Linked DNA regions of Homo sapiens: region 2 is linked to region 1. The links are chromatin loops, found by intact Hi-C in ENCODE. Cell type or tissue: Caco-2. All regions are shown on one strand. Each heading gives the region's core, and the rest is flanking DNA. Links, peaks and the distances in the headings are about the cores only.

Region 1 (4,409 bases), core at 91-4,090:
TAAATGGAAGACAATGGGCAAAGCTCTCTCTACTTCTCCTAAAAGCTTCATGTTCCTTAGTGGTCAAAACAATGCTCTATTGCTTCCCGAAATTATCTTGTTGGTATTGAATATCAATTTTTCAATTTGTTCTTCTCTGAATGGGGACACAAGTTTGCACAGAAACTAATTTGCTTATGTCTTTCAAACCCGCATCATTTGATCAAGTATTTGTCTGAAGGTTTGGAAAATTTTCTAAAGGTAAGTGAAACACCACTCAAAATGTAAAATGAAGAAGAGAAGGGCTATTTCACATCTAGTATGTTTTGCTCTGATCCTCTGGCACTAAGCAACATCCACTTGACCAATTACTATGTTTAAAACACAATCATAAAGACAACATCATTGTTTTTATTAATACTCACCAGGTTTTGTTTAAAAAAATTATATACGCCTTATATAGTCACACCATTATGTTTTCCAAGAATCTTTAAACACAAATATTCAATGAGTTTTGTGTCATTATTACAGTGGGAAAAAATGGATGTGGCTTTATGATACAAATCACTTTACAGACAAAGAGGAAATGTGCATGTAAACAGAATTTCAGGAAAACACAAAAAAGTACTGATCAATTTACATCAACAGCTTCTGGGTGCTCAAGCGGAAAATAGCGTATTACTCCCTCTGCCAGACAAAGTCTGCAGTGAGTGGGGAGGCCATGAATGGTTAAGCTAGAGGGGGAAGATGTAAGTCACAAATGAGCTCCCATTCATTAACTTTCGATCCATCCAGTTTCCCTCTAATCAACGAGAAGTTTGAGATGTTCATGAGGGTCCATCATCATTCCTCTGCCTGAAGAGTATCTGGATAAGTGGGTACCTCTGACTTAAAGATGCTGGGAAACTAGCCCTTTCCAAATGTTCAAAAACATCTTTAAGCAACATTAAAGATGTGACTATGTCAGAGTGTCAAAGAAGAAGTGGGCTGGGTATGCAAGAAAAACATGGCGGCTGGAATATTCGAGACAACAGAGAACATTCAGGGCTCTGAACTATCTCCTGGTGACACAGACAAGAGAGGCAAGCTCAGTATACATCACAGTCAAGAAAGATAAGGGATAATATAATGAACACCTTCATCACAGTAATCAGAGTCTGCTGGGCCATTTTCTCAGCCCCCTAACTGAGATACACGGTGACCAGTATGGGTGCTGAATGAACTTGCCAGGTCAACAGAAACGAATTTCTGAATCAGAATTCACTGGGGTAAAAGAAGTCATCTTTGTATTCCTGAGGCATTTTGCTGTAAAGCACTGCACTCATAGGAAACACAGAAATGCTGAACTTTGGAATAAAAAACGAAAATTTCTCTCTCCAAAACAAAAATGTTTCCTTTGACTGCCAGAGGCAATTTCCAGCACAAGTTCCTACGAAAAGGAACCATTCAACGAATGCGTCAACTAACTTGGAAAAAAACAGATGACACTTAGGCCTCCAGTGCACCAAGGCGGAAAGAAGAATCACTGTGAAAAGGCGGATGTCCCAGCCTTCGATTTGGTAAAGGGGACAGAATACTTGAAGAAAAAATAATTACCAAACTTGTGAACTGCAATCAACAGGTGATTAATATTAACAAGCAATCCTCTGTTTTCAGCTCTTCATACCTTTTAACATACTTTTAACTTAACTGTGCGTCCCCCAAGGCGCAGTACCATAGACAGTGCCCAAGTCCGTAAAGGCTCTGTCAATAACCAACCCACTGAACAAATACATATATGATTAGTGAATGCATTCACACCATACCAGGAACTAGCAAGGATTTTTATAAGCAGAAACAACTGATAATCAAAGAATTGGTTAAATAAGTTCTGGAATCGCCATTCGCTGGAACACTGTCTATACAGTATTAAAGAGGCTGTTGTGGAAAAATATTGAATGGTACAAAATGTTAAGTGATAAAAGCAGGTTACAAAACAGTAAGTTCTAAAGCAGTGTGATCTCATTTTTTGAAACAGAGTATTTCCTCTCAGAGGCTTTGTTTTTCCTTCTTCACATTTTAATGTATCTGAAATGGAGATGTGTTTTACAATTGATACAGGCTTTTAATGCGATAGCATTTCTGGCTCTCCACAAACACACACTAAAGCAGAAACAAACAAGAGAAACAAACAACAACAAACCCTACTAATAAAACAGTGGTATACCTTGTAACTTTGTAATCAATGCTATATTCAAATTGAGAAAAGAAGGGTGTGTGTGCATGTTATAAAAACATCTTTAAGATGTCTTTAAATATCTTTAAGAGTTTAACCAGTGTTCCAGCATATATCTTAGGTGCTAGAAGAGGTGGTGCTATTTATTTTTTTTCTCATTGACTAATTTTACTACAAAGGGCACGTGTATTGTTTGAAATAAAGGGGAAAAGAGAATGTCAAACAAAATGGGCAGATGTTGTTTCTGTCCTGAAAGACCTTAAATTAAACTGGCATGATGATCCAAGACAATAAAGCAACTCTATATCTGCAACTTCTGCATAATCTCTGATCCACATAGAATCTACAAATCAGGCCATCTCTATACTCAGTTAATAACGAAGCTCTAGAATGTAGAGTACAGATCAGAAAAAGCTTTAGCATTCAGGAAAGAAAATGCAGAATTCAGAGGAGGCTCCCCCAGTACTGAGGATGGGGTGAAAGAGCAGAGATAAGCCACAGGCAGCTACTTCACAAGTTTGCTTACAGCAGGCTGAGAACTGGAGCTGTCTGGGTGGTGGAGTTTCTGCCAAGTGTAACACACTCTGGGAGGTAGAGGACTCTCAGGATCCTGTAGAAAAAATGATGCATTTTCGTTTTCTTCTTTTTTTTTTTAAGTGACTGAACTACATTGGTAAAAGGAGAGATGCTGCCGCCTGGCATAACTCTCTCCCCGTCTTTTCAACATCCCTCAGAAATTCTTGACTTGACTTGTTGCTCTTCTCCCATTTTAAACCCAGGTATGTTTGTATAAAATGATATTTCTAAAAAAAAAAAGTTTTTAAAAGGTGAGGATGAAGTGTGAAACGATAAAGTGAAGAAAAGTTATTTTCAGTGAATAAATGGAACACCAAATTTGTAACAAAAAAAAAAAGTAAAGTTAAAATTAAAAATTGCAGTATTTTAACTTAAAGTAAAAACAGAGGAAGTGTACTTGGAATGTAAATGAGAAAATGTGAGTAAAAATAATAAAATGGAAAGAGTTATTTGTTTCAACCAACTAAAAAGTAAAGAGAAACGAAAAGGTTATAAAGTCAAACAAATACCTATTGTAGTAGAGTTTAAGCGGGGACCATTTGGTCCAAGACTTGAGTGGCAGAGGAATTTGTATCCTGTTTGTGAATTAGATGAGTAGGTGCCAATTGCCTACTTTCCAGCCCTAGGAGAAACAGCTCAATTGTATTCCAAAGAACCTCTAATCCTGGCGGAATTAAATAACCACAGGAGAGCAGGAGTTTGTGCTGGTCAAGGGAGGTTGTGCTGGTCAAGAGGGTTTTACTTCATTCTACGGCAAGTGTAGCCTGGTGCTCAGCTCAGATCACATCCTCAGTAAACGTGACTTCCCTGCTTTTCCAAGAAGTCCGTAGGGAAGGCTGTTTCCCCCTCCTACCGTGGCCAAGTTTGGTGAATCAAAACCGCCCGGAAGTCAGCCAATGGTTGCAGAGAACTCAACTTTCTTTCCCCTGTACAGCAACCTGTACTCACTCAGGGAAAATAAAATACAACGAAAACTACAAAATTTATTTTTGATAGGAAAACCTTCTTAAAGAAATTTAAGGGAAAAAAATGTATAAATCTGAGATGACACCAAATGATGGACATATTAAGCATCTGTAACTATTTAATTGGACTGGCTTAATGGGGCCACACTATTTTTAATTGATACGATTCCAAAGCATTTCTTTACCTTTCAAATACACAGGACCATCCTTATAGACTAAAATGACAAAGTCAGTCTAGAGAAGGGAGACTATACCATCTACCCCACACCTCCCCCCAGCAAAAAGTTTTCCATCTTAGTAAAAACATACTGAAATCGTGTGCTATTAACACAGATAGGTGCATATAAAGAGGTTACTTTACAAATTTAAGAAACAATGACAGGAGTAAACTGAATATGGATTCTATTTTATTGTCTCTCCTTGTCTCTTCATTTTCACTTTTATATCCATGAGACAGTAGCAACCACTATTTTCACACATCAATGTAGCTGAGGCTCATTTTCCTAAAGCAAGATGAGCTCTTAAACAGAGATATCAACCACATTTAGACTATCTTTATTTACAGACTAGAAGGCAAGAGCAGAACCTCTGCATTAAAAAAGAAGAAGAAGAAAAGAATGGAAAACCCCTCCAACCTCACAGTGTTAATGCTAGCTTGCTAATTCATATCTCCT
Region 2 (4,409 bases), core at 164-4,163, 94 kb before region 1:
TTGCATGCAAAAAATGTGAGAAACAGAGAAAAGTTAAAATGAAATAAAAATGGCCTATAATCTCACTATCTAGAGATAACTATGGCTAGCACACAGTCAGATACATTCTCGAGATTTGTTCTCTCTGTGAGTTGATTCTTAAAGTGCTGTGATTTGACCCATGCGGTCATGGAAACCACTTTGTTCACTTGACAATACATGGTGAACATTTTCCAATATGACCGCCATAAATTAGGCAATTTTCTATGTCAGAAATTTAGGTTGTTTCTAATTTCTCACCATTAAGAAAAATGCTGATGAATATTATTTTACAGAGAGCGATTTTTGTTTCTAAGATTTTAAAAGCGCTTCTTTTCTTTTCCTTTTTTTTTTTTTTTTTTTTTTTTTTTTTTTTTTTGTGAGACAGAGTCTCATTCTGTTGCCCAGGCTGGACTGCAGTGGCACGATCTCGGCTCACTGCAAGCTCTGCCTCCCGGGTTCACACCATTCTCCTGCCTCAACCTCCCGAGTAGGTGGGACTACAGGCGCCCGCCACCACGCCTGGCTAATTTTTTGTATTTTTAGTAGAGATGGGGTTTCACTGTGTTAGCCAGGATGGTCTCGATCTCCTGATCTCGTGATTAGCCCGCCTTGGCCTCTCAAAGTGCTGGGATTACAGGCGTGAGCCACCGTGCCTGGCCAAGGGCTTTCTTATAGTATCATATTATGTATATACTTCTTTGTAAGACTTCACACAATTTTTTAAGTGATCGATAATCTCTCAGAAGGATTAAGGAAGGACAGATGCACTTTAAGAAAAAATTACTTTAATTATTTATATCCTGTGTTATGCTACTTGTTCCTACTCTTCTTACATATGATTTCAGTACTTCAAAATGACTAGAGAGCTACATTTTATTTATTTTTTTATTTATTTTTTGAGACAGAGTATCACTCCATCGCCCAAGCTGGAGTGCAGTGGCACCATCATGGCTCACTGCAGCCCTGACCTCATGAGGCTAAAGTGGTCCTCCTACCTCAACCTCCCAAGTAGCTGGGACCACATCACCATGTCCAGCTAATTTCTGAATTTTTTTTTTTTTTTTTTTTTTTTGTGGAGGTGGGGTTTCCTCATGTTGCCCAGGCTGGTCTCAAACTCCCAGTCTCAAGCAATTTGCCTGCCTCAGTTTCCCAAAGTGCTGAAATTACAAGTGTGAGCCACTGTGCCTGGCCTAGAGAGCTATATTTTAAAAATAAGTCATAAAGAATATTGTTCAAAACACTGAATACATTTTAATACAGACTGGATACTTGATGGCAGGATAGATTTAAGTTAATGCTGTTAGTTATAATAATGTCATTGCTTCATATAGAATCTCTAAGGACACAAAGATTCCTAGATACCATGAAACTTATATTTAAAGACGTAAGTATGTATATAAATATACATAAATATAAATGTGTATATAAATATTATATTTATATAAATATGTTTATGCTTATATTTATATAAATATGTTTAAGCTTATATTTATATAAATATGTTTAAGCTTATATTTATATAAATATGTTTATGCTTATATTTATATAAATATGTTTATGCTTATATTTATATAAATATGTTTATGCTTATATTTATATAAATATGTTTATGTTTATATTTATATAAATATGTTTATGTTTATATTTATATAAATATGTTTATGTTTATATTTATATAAATATGTTTATGTTTATATTTATATAAATATGTTTATGTTTATATTTATATAAATATGTTTATGTTTATATTTATATAAATATGTTTATGTTTATATTTATATAAATATGTTTATGTTTATGTTTATATAAATATGTTTATGTTTATATAAATATGTTTATGTTTATATAAATATTTATATACACATTTATATTTATGTATATTTATATACATATTTATGTCATTAGAGATAAGTATCATGATATCTAGGAATCTCCTTTACAATGGTTGTACATATCTGTGCAATTAAATACCAGTGACAAATAAAGAATATCCTTCAAAATAGTAGCATTCATGTTTCCCAGGGTTAGCAAATATCGCTGAACCTGTCTGTGTGCCTTTGATCTATACTAAAGTGCGCCAATAAACATAGGAACTAATGGCTGAGACATACTTCAGAGGACGGGGAGAAAGGGTCAGGAAGTGAGTCACCAGTGGGAATTGTATCATTGCTCAAGAATGGGTTGGGTTTGTTGTTATCTAGGGATAAAATGCCATGGAATCCAAATCACTCTTGTTCATCAAGTACCTGAGAGTCTGACTGATGCTCAGATCTTCATATGCCAGTGTAAAGACTTTACAGTTTCAGAAGGAATTCAATATCTCGACATTTATGTGCCTCATTTACCACTTTCAGTGGTAGCAAAAAAGAGTGCCTTTGAAGATAAACCGCATAACTAGGCCTATCTCCGCAAACTAAATTGATTTATGATTCTGACACACAAATATTAGTCCAGATGTTTCTCAAAGTGTAATAAAAGTGGCAGGGTTTCTTGAAAACCACTGTATCCCATCTGGCCAAGAATGTGTGTGTCCACAAAGGTGATCCATGTTATCATAAGAATTATTAGGATGCAATATCACTGGAGGCACTAGACCCAGATAGCTCTAATCTAGTCTTACCATTTGCAGACAAAACCATGGCGTCCAATGGCCCTCCATGTAATCCATCTCTGTCAAATGCATTAAGGAAATTGCCTGTCAGAAACATCATGGCTGAGATTCTGTGATTAAACACAAACCGTGAAAATGCTCCAGGGTACAGTAGAATCATTAGGGAAAAAAAAATACGTGCAAACACCTCCTTCAATTTGCTTTCTTTAGAATTAATTCTGTGGTCATAAGTGACTGAAATCTGCAGAGAGAGAGAGAGAGGTATAATGTGAAATTTATCAAGCACTTATTCTGCGGTTGACACTTTGCAAAGTGCTCCCATATGCTCTTCCATAATACCCCACTGTTAGGTGGTTTAAATAGATATATTGTATGGACATTCCTCCATGTACTTACTGCACAATTTCAAGTATGTTATTTAATCTAAGGATCAATTTCCTTATTGGCAAAGTGGGGCTATCCTATGCATATTGTATGTTTACTGTAATGCTTGAGAGAGGTAACATATGTAAAGTATCAAACGTACTTTGGGCACCAAGTAAGCATTATTATGGTTAATATTACCCATGTGTAAACATTATTAATAGTGTTAGTAACACTTCAACACACAAACACACCTAAAGGGCAAGGATCTCCTCTAAAGTTCTGAGTTGATACATAGAGGCACAAACATTCAGAACTAAGGTTTCTGACTTGAAAAGCTCAAGTTCTACCTGTAACTCCACATTGCCCCAAATTTTTAGAGAAGTTTCACAAGAGCTCATAATCAGGTTTGGGGGTTTGTAACTGTTTAGGTATACCCATGTGATCAAGCATGGTATACTGTGACTGCTCTAGAATTCCAACTTGCCATACTGTTTGCTAAACAGACAAGACTAAGGATTGTCACAAAGGCACAGCCAATATGTCATACTTCAATCACTTGGCTAACTTTTGACCATGAGACAGGGCTGCAAATAACTATGTCAGAGGAGGTAAAAACATGCATGCAATGCAGATGAACAGACACCCTGGGTCATGAGGTGTTTGTGGATATGCTATAACCACCATCATGTATCCCCTAGACTTCTACTAAAACCTCTTGCACTTGCATCTGTTTTTTTCTCTCTTCAGCTAAGGAACAGAGTACACTGTCATTTGGATGATGTCTTCCCTCTAAGGTCATTCCACAGCTTCCTATTGTCCTAAAACTAAAATTCAACCCCCTTGCTATAAGCAAAGAAGTCCTCCTTGATCTGCCTCTCCACTTCCTTCTCTCCACTTGTTCACGGAGCTAATTCCAGCCCTGTGCTACTCTTTTTATGATCTTCAAATACACAAAGCCCTTTCCTGTCAGTGATTTTACACACATCTTTGTGCTGCCAGGCTCTTCTCACCAATCCTGCCTTCTTCTCCACCACCACTTTCCTGGGCTTTAGGCCACCTCCAGCCATCTGCATCGCCCCTCATCATTTCAGTTCACATCATCCTATTTCAGTTCTTTAATGACGTCATCATTGCAGTCTGAAATTTTAGCCTCTCTTTATTGGTTTATTAATTCCCATCTATCCCCTTTAAACTACTCCCTCAATTAGAATGGTGGTTCCATGAGGGCAGAGACCTGATACGAATGGTACCTAAAACCACACCTGACAATAGGAGGCATTAAATAGCTCCTTGCTGAACCACACTGAAAGGAGATGAAATGTCCTCCTAAGCTTTATCAATTTTGTTCTGACAGTAAGCCTAAGAACTAGCTTGTGTTCAGTGTGAGTCAACTCTTCCTAAATTTCTGCCT

What was found. Peaks named below come from ENCODE experiments on the same cell type or tissue, not always from the same donor. Only the 100,000 strongest peaks of a DNase experiment are listed, where the experiment ranks them.
Region 2: a loop joins it to region 1, with 5 times the contacts of the local background. A loop is called at or near these places in 1 of 110 quality-filtered maps.

The regions. Positions count from the first base shown.
Region 1 is chr16:7,089,967-7,094,375 of GRCh38, reverse strand. All of the region lies in intron 4 of RBFOX1 (RNA binding fox-1 homolog 1), which reads right to left. Among named protein-coding and RNA genes, the nearest start is that of RBFOX1, 1.1 Mb to the right of the region's middle. In Caco-2, for the core only: no CTCF peak of the experiment used is centred there; no DNase peak of the experiment used is centred there.
Region 2 is chr16:7,183,679-7,188,087 of GRCh38, reverse strand. The region is part of intron 4 of RBFOX1 (RNA binding fox-1 homolog 1); the gene reads right to left. Among named protein-coding and RNA genes, the nearest start is that of LINC02152, 1.1 Mb to the left of the region's middle. RefSeq lists an enhancer at 2,211-3,410. In Caco-2, for the core only: no CTCF peak of the experiment used is centred there; a DNase peak (open chromatin) is centred at 2,127.